Linked DNA regions of Homo sapiens: region 2 is linked to region 1. Evidence: chromatin contacts called from ENCODE Hi-C or POLR2A ChIA-PET data. All regions are on one chromosome and are shown on one strand. Each heading gives the region's core, a stretch centred on a gene start or an enhancer-like site at or near the end of the contact. The rest is flanking DNA. Distances are from core to core; before and after follow the strand shown. Region 1 has its middle 54 kb from the start of TMEM242. Region 2 overlaps TMEM242 (transmembrane protein 242).

Region 1 (5,035 bases), core at 1,360-3,859:
TCCAGGATGCTGAGGTCCTGCCGCCTCTGCCCTCAGACCCAGCTCCGTGCAGCACCTTTGAGATCCGGGGTGATCCCCATCGCCCATGCCTGTGCTCTGGTCTCCTCTAGAGAAGGCCAGGAGTTGATTTTGGGTTTGAGGACAAAAAATTAGTCTCCCTCCAAGAGGCCTAACACGGGGCCCCAGTAAGTGCCCCGAGGCGGCTTCAATCTCTCAAGCTGGCCATTTGCACTAAGCTGCCGTGAGCACTGCACAGGATGATGTAGGAAAAGGCTGGTGAGCACGTGAGAGGCTCTGCACGCAGCCGTGGCTTCTCCGCCAGCTGTCTCGGTTCTGAACAAGAGAACACACCCTGACCAGTTTGTGTAGAAGGGGAGTTATTACAGTGTATGCAATGGTCCGTGGGACCACTGCGAGGGCTGCAGAGACAGGTCAAGACCGAGCTTCCAGGATCAGTGCTGAAAATCAGCTCCCCAGCCACTGCACTGCCACCCACACCCATGCGGCTTCTGCATGGAGCTGGGAGCGGCAGCTTGGGCCACTGCAGCCCCAACTGCTGTCACCACGAGAACTAGGGGCACTTGCTTCCACCTGCGCCGATGAAAAGGAACCCACAGAGCCTGTTCCCGCACATCACTCCCTGGCAGCTGACACCTCCTTGGGCCGCATCTGGCGGTAGAGCCTGCGTCCTCACTGCAGGGGGAGCTGGGCTTTGAATCCTGGCTTCCATGTCGAGAAGTCAAGGCTCGTAACAGGGGATTTCCTCCAACAGAGGAAGGTTACTTGGAGGAAGAGGGGCGTGACACCCAGGATGAGCTGGCCTCTCCTAAGTTGCGGTCAATGGGGAACTCTGCACCTACAGGAGCAGCCCCAGTCTGTGAGCTGCAGGGAGCATGAGACACAAAAGAAACCAACAAATAACAGGAAGCTTCAGAAAGTGTCCTTCACCCAGGCCGAGGGCTTGGCTTCTGCATCCGAGGCCCCCTGGGCATAGGTCTCTGTGGGTGCCTCGCCTGGTACCTGTGGGGAAGGGGGCAGCAGGCCTGGGCAACAGAGCCCTGGATGTTCAAAGCCAGCACCGTGGAGCTGGGCAGCCTCTGCCGGCTGGGGAGTTCTGGGTGCGGGTACTGTACCAGGCCCTGTGGCTCCTGATGGCTCCTGCTTTGAACCCCGACAGAGCTACTAATGGTGCAATTTCTCCAACAGGCCATTAGGCTGGTGTCTGACTGTTGCCCAGGGGAAATCATCACCATAAACATGATCATTGTCATAATTTGCATCCGCCCGGTGCTGAAACGAGCATTTTTTTTTTTTGAGAGGGAGCCTTGCTCTGTTGCCCAGGCTGGAGTGCAGTGGCACAATCTCAGCTCACTGCAACCTCCACGTCCTGGGTTCGAGCGATTCTCCTGCCTCAGCCTCCCAAGTAGCTGGGATTGTAGGCGTGAACCACCTAGCCCAGCTAATTTTTGCATTTTTAGTAGAGATGGGGTTTTACCATGTTGGCCAGGCTGGTCTCAAACTCCTGACCTCAGGTGATCCGCCCCCCTTGGCCTCCCAAAGTGCTGGGATTATAGGTGTGAGCCACCGTGCCCAGCCTGAACTGCATGTTAAGTCTCTTATCTATAAATACTCCAAGTAGCCCAGTGAGGTAGGTGTATCCCTACTTGACAGGGAGGACAGTGGTGCGCAGAGAGGCTGGCACGAGGAGGCAGTGGCAGCCTGGCCTGGGACTGTGCTCTGAGCCACTCGGTCAGGCTGTTGCTTCGCGAGGTGTGGACATGAGCTGCCACTTCACTCCCATGCACACTACAAACCAATGGGCCCCGTGGGCCCCACACATCACTCACAAGGTGCAGCATGACAAGCCTAGGTTGGGAGTGATGGATTCATTCTCCAGAGAACAATGACATCCCATAAGAATCCCACCTGAGTTCCTCCCCCAAGGAGCCATTTCTGTTCCCTGAGGGGTGAGGTGCAGAGTGGGGATGACCCTTGCACCCCAAGTGTGTGAGGAAGAGGATGAAGCTCCTCTTGTCTCAAAACTACAGAGAGTTGAGGACAGAGAACTCCTCTGAGACCAGAATAGGACGAGAAAGAGGGATTTTCCATCTACTCCACAACAGAAGGCCTGGGCCAGGGTCATGACGAGTCAGGGCCAAGACCCCTTGACCATGGGCCAAGTTTCCAGAGAGAACACAGCCAACCCTGCAGGTTCTGAAGAAAATGAGGCTGTGCTTGAAGATTGCTCTCGCTCAACCCGAACCCCGACTTGCCTAGTGGACTTAGTCAGCTGGCAGCAGACACTCAGAGTGTGAGGGGCCGTGGCTTGCATGGCCATCTATTCACTCACAGGCTATTGTTGTTAGAAAAGAATTTGCAATAGGATATGTGCAAGCAAAACACAAAAGATGTAAAATATATTTACAAGACCCAGGAGAGTGGTTAGAAACAAAATCAAGAGAAGGATAAAACGAGAATGCAAATAGGCAAGCTGTAGGAAGCCGCCTGAGGTCCCTGGCCAGCCCGCACGTTTGGTTTTGAGATTCCTCATTGCAGGAGTGAAAAGAGATCCGGTCAGGATCCAGACGCCTGTGCTTTCCAGTCTCCCTGGTTCCTGGCTCCCGAGGCTGTCTCTGCAAGGGCCTTTCCAGGTCAGAAGTCCTGCTTTCCGTCTGTTCTCACAGGAACCTCCCCTCCCACGCATTCCCTTCCTGTCCTCATTTTTCTGGCCCTTCTCTGGATTTATTTTCAGAAGCCTTTTCTTCTGAAGCTGCAGGGACAGCACAGAAGAGTCCAGGTTCCAGCGTTCCCAGGCCCCTCCCTGCCGTGGTAAACCAGGCTGAGCTCGGCCCTTCCCCACTGGCCTGGCCTGCCTTCCCGGCTGGGTGTGGGCCAGCGGCCAGGATGGGAAGCCCATGTGGAAAGAGATCTGTGTGCACCTCGAAGCAGCCAGCATCAGCCGGAGTGGAGCCCTGGCTTCTCCTTCAGAGTTAAGGGACTCATGACCTCCCTCATTACCCTTGGCTCATTTATAATCAGCTTTCCCATTATCTTGCAGTGAAGCCCTCCCAGAATCACATTAATTGCCTGTAACTGCTGCTGGGTGGTTCATTTATTTTTTCTAATTTACAGGATCCAAATGGTTTAACCCCAATTTTATTTTAAAACTTTGGGGGTTTTGTAAACTTCAGAGGCACTAAGGCTGAAGTGGCCAGACACAGACTCACACACATCCATATGCACACACATTATCACACGCACCATGGCACAAGCCAGGCAGGCCTTTTGGGTGAGACACGGGGGAGTCAGGCAATATGATCTGAGGGGCTGATATGTAACCAGCACTCCCACCATCACCACCAACAGCATCACCACCACCAACACCATCAATATCAATACTACCAACAGCATCACCACCACTACCACCATCACCATAACACCACCAACACCAACACCATTACCACCACCAATGACACCAACACCATTACCACCACCACCACCCTCACCAACACCAACACTAAACCATCACCACCAATACCAACACCACCACCAATACCAACACCACCACAATACCATCACCAACACCATTACCACCACCACCATCCCTACCACCACCATCATGACCACGATCACCATCACTGCCCAAGCCATCACTACCATAATAGCCATCACCAACAACATCATCACCACCAACACCAGCAGCAGCACCATTGCTACCACCACCATTGCCAGCACAACCACCACCACCATCAACACTAGCACTATCACTGTCACCACCACCATCACCACTATCACCATCATCACAACACCAACTCTATTACCACCACAAACACCATCACCACCACCACCATCACCACCACTACCATCATCACCATCAACACCATTACTACCACCACCATCACCAATAATATTATTACTCCTACTACCAACAACACTAACACCACCACTTCCACCTCCATCGCTAGCCATCATCATGTGTACACACACACACACACATGCACATATACACATTTTGTAAGTTAAATAGTGAATGAAGAAATTTGCAGGAAAAAAAGTTTGCTGACCTCCTGCAATGGTGTCGAGAATGCTATTATTTACATGTTTCTATCTTAACAGAGGCACAACTTCCCTCTATCCTTGGTGAGGAGTAGATCCTATAAAACAACAGTAGATAAGTGGGTCTCAAACTCTATCATGCAAGAGAATCACCCAGAGGGCTTCTTAAAACACAGATTCCAGGACTCCACCTAGAGTTTCTGATTCAGCAGGTCTGGCTTTGGGCTTACTCATTTGTGTTTCTAATAGGTTCCCAGGTGATGGCTCTGGGGCCACACTTGAGAATCATTACAGTAGGTGAGGCACATACTCACATTCGCACACACACACAGAAACACTTGCAGAATGGATCAAACCTTTTTTATGTAAAAGTTTCTGTCAAAGTAGAGCTTGGAGAATGTGGAGAAAAAAAAATTAATAAAATGAGAGCTAAAGACACGTTAAAACCATTTAACCAGCTGAGAAAAGTAATGTTATAATATGATTGGCCTGGAGATGTAAATTTTGGAGACATATAGAAAATAGAAGTTTTAAGGTCAAAGAAACCTTTCCGATGCTAGGACAGAGATGGAACCATTCAGAAGCAGCTGTAATGTGGAGGTGGAGCCATGGATGAGCTGAGAAGCAGCAAGCAGTGATGTCAAGGCCCAGCGGTGGGTGGGGAGGATCCCTGCTGAAGGCAGGAGGTGCCATGAGGGGCGTGAACACAGTGTCCCTGGTGACCCGGTCAGCAGCATTGCAAAATGTTAGTGCAGCCGGCACCTGTTTTCAGACATGACCAAGGCCCCAAGAAAGAGGCCAGCAGCTAAGGGGGTCAGCGGAGCGGTGGGAAGTGGGGACCCTGAGTCAGAAGCCTGGCCTTTGTCACCCACTAGCACTCACTTAGCCTCTCCGCGATGACACAAAATGCCAACAACAGTCAGAGCTTGCCAGCTGCCCAATTGCTCTGCAAGGCTCAAAGCGCTCTTATTACCAAAAG
Region 2 (5,035 bases), core at 1,151-3,650, 36 kb after region 1:
CTCTCTCCATTAGAGGATTTATCACACACAGTTAAATGTAAAATACTTACGAATGTGCCACTGCAAGAAGGATCACCTTTTATTTACCAGCATATCCCTGTCCTCTAGAACAGAGCTGGGCCCACGAATAGGGATTTGGTAAATGTAGTAGAAAAGAATGAGGAACTGTAGAGCTGAGTGAGTAAGGCTGGGGAGTGGGCTAAAAGGTGAGAGAGACAGAAAGGCGGGGCCACAGACCCCATCTAGAGAGAGTTCTGAAAATGAGGGTAAGTAAAATGGGTAGGTGGCACCCACTGGGGCATCTTTAGAAAGTTGATGCATATATTTCAAGTAAAGCTTTGGATAAGCTAAAAGATTTTGTGGCTATTTTCAAAGCCAATACCCACTTTTACCAAGTTAAAACATTAAAAAACAAAACAAAAACAAAAATCTATTACAGTGTTAGAAATGCAGTAAAACAAATATGCAGTGGCAGAGAAACTATTTTTATCCTTTAAAGTTATTTAAAATGTTCTGTTCTTTGGAAAGCTTTAAAAAAATAATCAGCACACAGAACCCTTGGTTTAGGGGAAAGGGATAAAATGAAAGCAGTGTTAATTATTACAAGCTGATCTGAAATAGGCCATAAACTCACCAGCATGAACACAATTATTTTGAAAGTCTTCTTTGTGATTTGAAAAATCATAGAATGCAAATTGTAGTTTTAAAATAAATTAGTGGGCTCTAATTCTATTGCTCAGTAATTCTCATGGTGGCGGGGGGAGGGGGGGGTCTCTGCAAATCCCAGCACATGAAAATATTTTACTTTGTCAGCAACACTGGGAAAACTGGAGGAAAGACAAATAGAGGGCCACAAAGAATAGAATAAAGGCAAAAAGTCAATTCAAAGAGCAATGCTGGGATCAACTTCCTGTTTACGGTATTTAAATATGAAATGAATTGGCAAGCTCTTCTAATAAATAACCCCAATCACATTTTTGTTCTTTGAAAGCAGCATCTTATACATAATTTCTGATGCAATATAAAAGAGCCACTTGTGTTAATCATTAAAAAGGAAAACTTATAATGTGGCATAAAACATGGAAAGCAAAGAAATTAAAATTCATTAGCCTGGGCGCAGTGACTCGCACCTGTGATCCAAGCACTTCAGGAGGCCGAGGCAGGTGGATCACTTGAGGTCAGGCATTCCACACCAGCCTGGTCAACATGGTGAAAGCCCGTCTCTACAAAAAATACAAAAATCAGTCGGGCATGGTGGTGCATGCCTGTAGTCCAGCTACTTGGGAGGCTGAGGCAGGAAAATTGCTTGAACCCAAGAGGCAGAGGTTTCAGTGAGCCAAGATTGTGCCACTGAACTCCAGCCTGGGTGACAGAGTGAGACTCTGTCAAAAAAAAAAAAAAAAAAAAAAAAAAAAAGAGAGAGAGAGAGAGTGCCACTGAAATGAAATGGTAGAAGTGATGTGATCAGATTGCATTCAATAAATACTTACTAAACACCTACAATGCATTAGGCAGTGTTACAGGTGCGAGGATATAACAATGACCAAGATAAAGGAGGTCTCTACCCTCAGAATCTACATTCTTTTTGTGAAGACTGATAAAACAAGACAATGGTCAATATCATCTCGTTTTGCAATAGGCGTTACAAAGAAAAGAAAATAGGATAATTTCAGAGAGTAACTGGGTGGTGGGAATGAAGACATCTGGAGAAGCTGCTCTGAGGAGGTAAATTAAGTTTGAGTTGAAACCCTGGATAGCAGCAAACAGCCAGCGATGCAAGGACCTGGGGAAGGAGTTTCCTGGGCAAAGCTAGAGTAAAGGCCCTAGGCAGGAACAGCCCTGTGTGTTGAAGGAATAAGAATGCTGGCAGGGCTGGAGTGCAGTGGGAAGAGGTGAGGTGGGCAATTGTGGTGGCTCAAGATGAGGTCAGTGAGGTTGGTGGGGCTACATCATGTAAACCTTCTTCAACAGGAAGCCACTGAAGGGTTTTAAATAAGGAAGTAGCATGATCTGACTCACATTTTTAAAATATCTCTGGCTGCTGTGTGGAGAAAAAATTCTAGAAGGAATAAGGAAGAGGCCGGGAAACTGGACAGGAAACTCTTAAAACACTAGGCAACAGAGGAATGGATGTGGAGAGATGAAGGAGGCAGGCGGTGTTCAGCGGCAGAGCTGACAAGCAGGACTTGCATGCATCAGATGAAGGGAACCAAGGGAAATGAGAGAATCTAAGAGGATTCTCACTGGGGTTTTTGGTTTGAAGTGGAAGGATGAGATGACGGTGGCATTTACGGAATGGGGAAGACCAAGGGAGGAGCAAGTTGGGAATAAAGTGAGGAAATCAAGTGCTCTAGTTGGGACATGGGTCATGTGACACGCCTATGAGGGCGTGTCATATTGTGAGGGCACACAATATGAAGCAGAGACGCCGATCTGAAGGTCAGGGCTGGGGCTATGTATCTGGACGGCATCAGATAGTACTGTTTGTTTTAAAGTGGCAGGGACTGGACGAAAGAGCCAAGGGGCGGAGGATAGATGGAGGACAGAAGAGTTTAAGTAGGAGCTACTGGACACTGATGTTAAGAGGCTGGCCAGGGGAGGGGTTGGCACAAGAGACAGGCAAAATGTCCAGTGAGGTGGAAGGTAGCTCAGAAGCCACAGTGTTTCAGGATGGAGGGGGGGCTCCATTGTGCCCAAATGTTGCTGGGAGGGCAAGTAACAGAGGATAAAGTAAGATCTGGCAACAAGGAGGGCACTGGCAACCTTAATAGCAGTTCCAGTGCAGCGCTGGGGCAAGGAGCTGGACTGAGAGCAGGAAGGGGAGGAAGTGGAGGCAGTGACCACAGACAACTCTTTCGGGAAGCTTTTTGTGTAAAGGGGAGCAGATAAATGGGCTGGTAGCTGGAGGAGGCTAAGGAATATCTAGAGAGAACCTCTAGAGGTGGGAGAAACTAGAGCATGTCTGTACACACCACAGCAGAGAAGGAACATGTCACAATCAGCTAAGGCTGAGGATAACGATGGGAGCAAGGTCCCTTGTAGATGACGAGGGGCAGGATCTAATGCCCAAAAGGCAGGGTGGGCCTCTGGCAGCAGCATGGACCTTTTATCTCTGGTAACAGGAAGAAAGGCAGTGTGCGTGTTAAGTCCAGAGAAGGTGAAGGCCAGAGTGCTCTGGCAGAAGGGCAGAGAAAGGGCTGCAGAGAGGCAAGGCGGGAGGCAGGGAGAACAGAGACAGCTGTCCGAATCATCTTGGAGCAAGAAGGTGCCATCAACTATAGTGGCTGTGGGGGTCAGGGAAAAGCAAGATGTGGTGACTGATTAGATGCAGGGGTGAGACACAGTGTGGTCAGGAATGGCCACCTGGCTTTTCTGTCTGGGCAGCTTTGTGGGTGATGCTGCTATTCACGGGGAGAATGACTCAGGAGTAGGTTGTAGTTGGGGACAAATGACAGTTCACTGAGGGACACACGGGATGCCTGCAGGACACCCAAGCACCTGTGTCCAGTCAACTGGGCCCATGAGCCTAGAGCTCAGGGTGTAAATGAAGGCATCAGAGTGGCTGGAACCTGTGAAGGAGAAGAGATGAGGGGAGGAAAAAAAGCACCTTAAGCATAACTGGGTAAAATAAAGCAGCACTATTTCACAAGTAAGTGGGACAGTCGGAAGTTACAACAGCCAAACTGGAATCGAGAAAACTCATAAAAAGAATAAAGGAAGAACTATAAAAGCCTAGAATCTGTCAGTATAAGAAGCAAACAATAAATGATAGATCTGAGTCACCAAGAAAAAGTTACATGATAAGTTATGTTCAGCACAATTTACATAGTGGAAAAATATATAGCACATTAGAAAATGATTTCTTAAAATTGTTAGAAACATTTCAGGTAGAAAAATCCATTTGAGAGAACATCATTTTCTGATATACCGGTAAGTGAATACTTACAAACTGTACATATCAACTATATATTAGTGTAATACTGTCCCACAGTTTTAGATATTTGTAAGTGACTAATCAATCATAAGTAACTTTTAAAACGGAGCTTGAGGGGGAAGCAAATGATATCAGGTCTCCAGTCCACAATGCTTTATTTAGAGAGATCTGCTCATGTGTGCCCAATTTTCTAGGCTCAGTCTAAGAATTAAGGACAAAGAAAAAGAAAACCCAAGTGAAATCTAGGCTGCCTTCCTCCTGTGGGATACGGCTGGGAATATTATCGAGGTGATGAAGTCTGATCTGTGTCAAGCCTCAGAACAAAAAAGCTTTTATGGCAGAGCTGATTTGTCCCAGTCCTTGTCGCACGTTCCCACTTGATAAAATGCTTGGGGTGCTATTTTACTTATACAAGGAAACAGGTGGGTTTGAAAGAGCTATTTTGGAAATATGCCAAAACAGCGGATTCCCCTGCTTGACTTTTTAAAAAAGTACATTGGTCATTATCTCCCATCTTAAACTGAGCAAGTCCCTGTGATTCGGGTTCTCTGTCACCAAACTGCTTGTCCACATATGCATCAAGTGCCTCTGTCCACTACGATGTTAAACCTATTAGAGCTGCAGTGGAATGGGGAAGAAGAGTTATAGAGATGTTCTTGTCACCTCTGACTTGAACCTATTCACTGATGTGCAGTGCTACTTCCAATTCATTTAAAAATGATTCCAGGAAAATATTCCCCAGTCCTCAAGCTGTTTGAAGGCCCAAGAGTGTGACACATGGAACTACCTCTGCAGGATCGTGATGACTGTTCTGAGGTTCTAGTGAGCACTATGAAGAAGTGGAAACGAGGCCGAATATGCTGACGTATGGTAATCAAAATAAGAAATTGAGGCTTGCTTCCTGGGGGCAGAAGCTGGTAGAGATCTCTGGAAGCACTGAAATTAGATTAGGCAAGGAGGCAGAGGGAAATGTTTCAGCCGCTTCTCACACTTCCCCTGCAGATCCCTCAGAAGTGGCTGCCATTAAACAATTGGCCAGGAGACTCAGTTTTGTTTTTAATGTTTGATCTAAGCCAATGAAAGTACATAGCCCTTAAAGTC

The links. Hi-C counts contacts between places; a loop is a spot of excess contacts on that map. ChIA-PET counts read pairs that join two places held with the same protein, here RNA polymerase II (POLR2A). Pooled maps may share reads with other maps.
Region 2: a loop to region 1 is called in a map of endothelial cell of umbilical vein, with 6 times the contacts of the local background. The contact joins two enhancer-like sites. A Hi-C loop is called at or near these places in 1 of 168 maps with a recorded cell type or tissue (endothelial cell of umbilical vein), 1 of 37 single-sample maps with no recorded cell type and 2 of 50 pooled maps. POLR2A ChIA-PET finds 5 or more read pairs at or near these places in 5 of 52 experiments (B cell, WTC11, activated T-cell and 1 more).

What each region holds. Positions count from the first base shown.
Region 1 is chr6:157,266,807-157,271,841 of GRCh38, forward strand. No RefSeq gene overlaps it. Among named protein-coding and RNA genes, the nearest start is that of TMEM242, 54 kb to the right of the region's middle. RefSeq lists an enhancer at 575-1,281. Within about 2 kb of position 2,610, at least 23 of the 41 ENCODE cell types and tissues checked have a DNase peak (open chromatin) inside an H3K27ac peak, as active enhancers do.
Region 2 is chr6:157,303,076-157,308,110 of GRCh38, forward strand. All of the region lies in intron 3 of TMEM242 (transmembrane protein 242), which reads right to left. Among named protein-coding and RNA genes, the nearest start is that of TMEM242, 18 kb to the right of the region's middle. Within about 2 kb of position 2,401, at least 14 of the 41 ENCODE cell types and tissues checked have a DNase peak (open chromatin) inside an H3K27ac peak, as active enhancers do.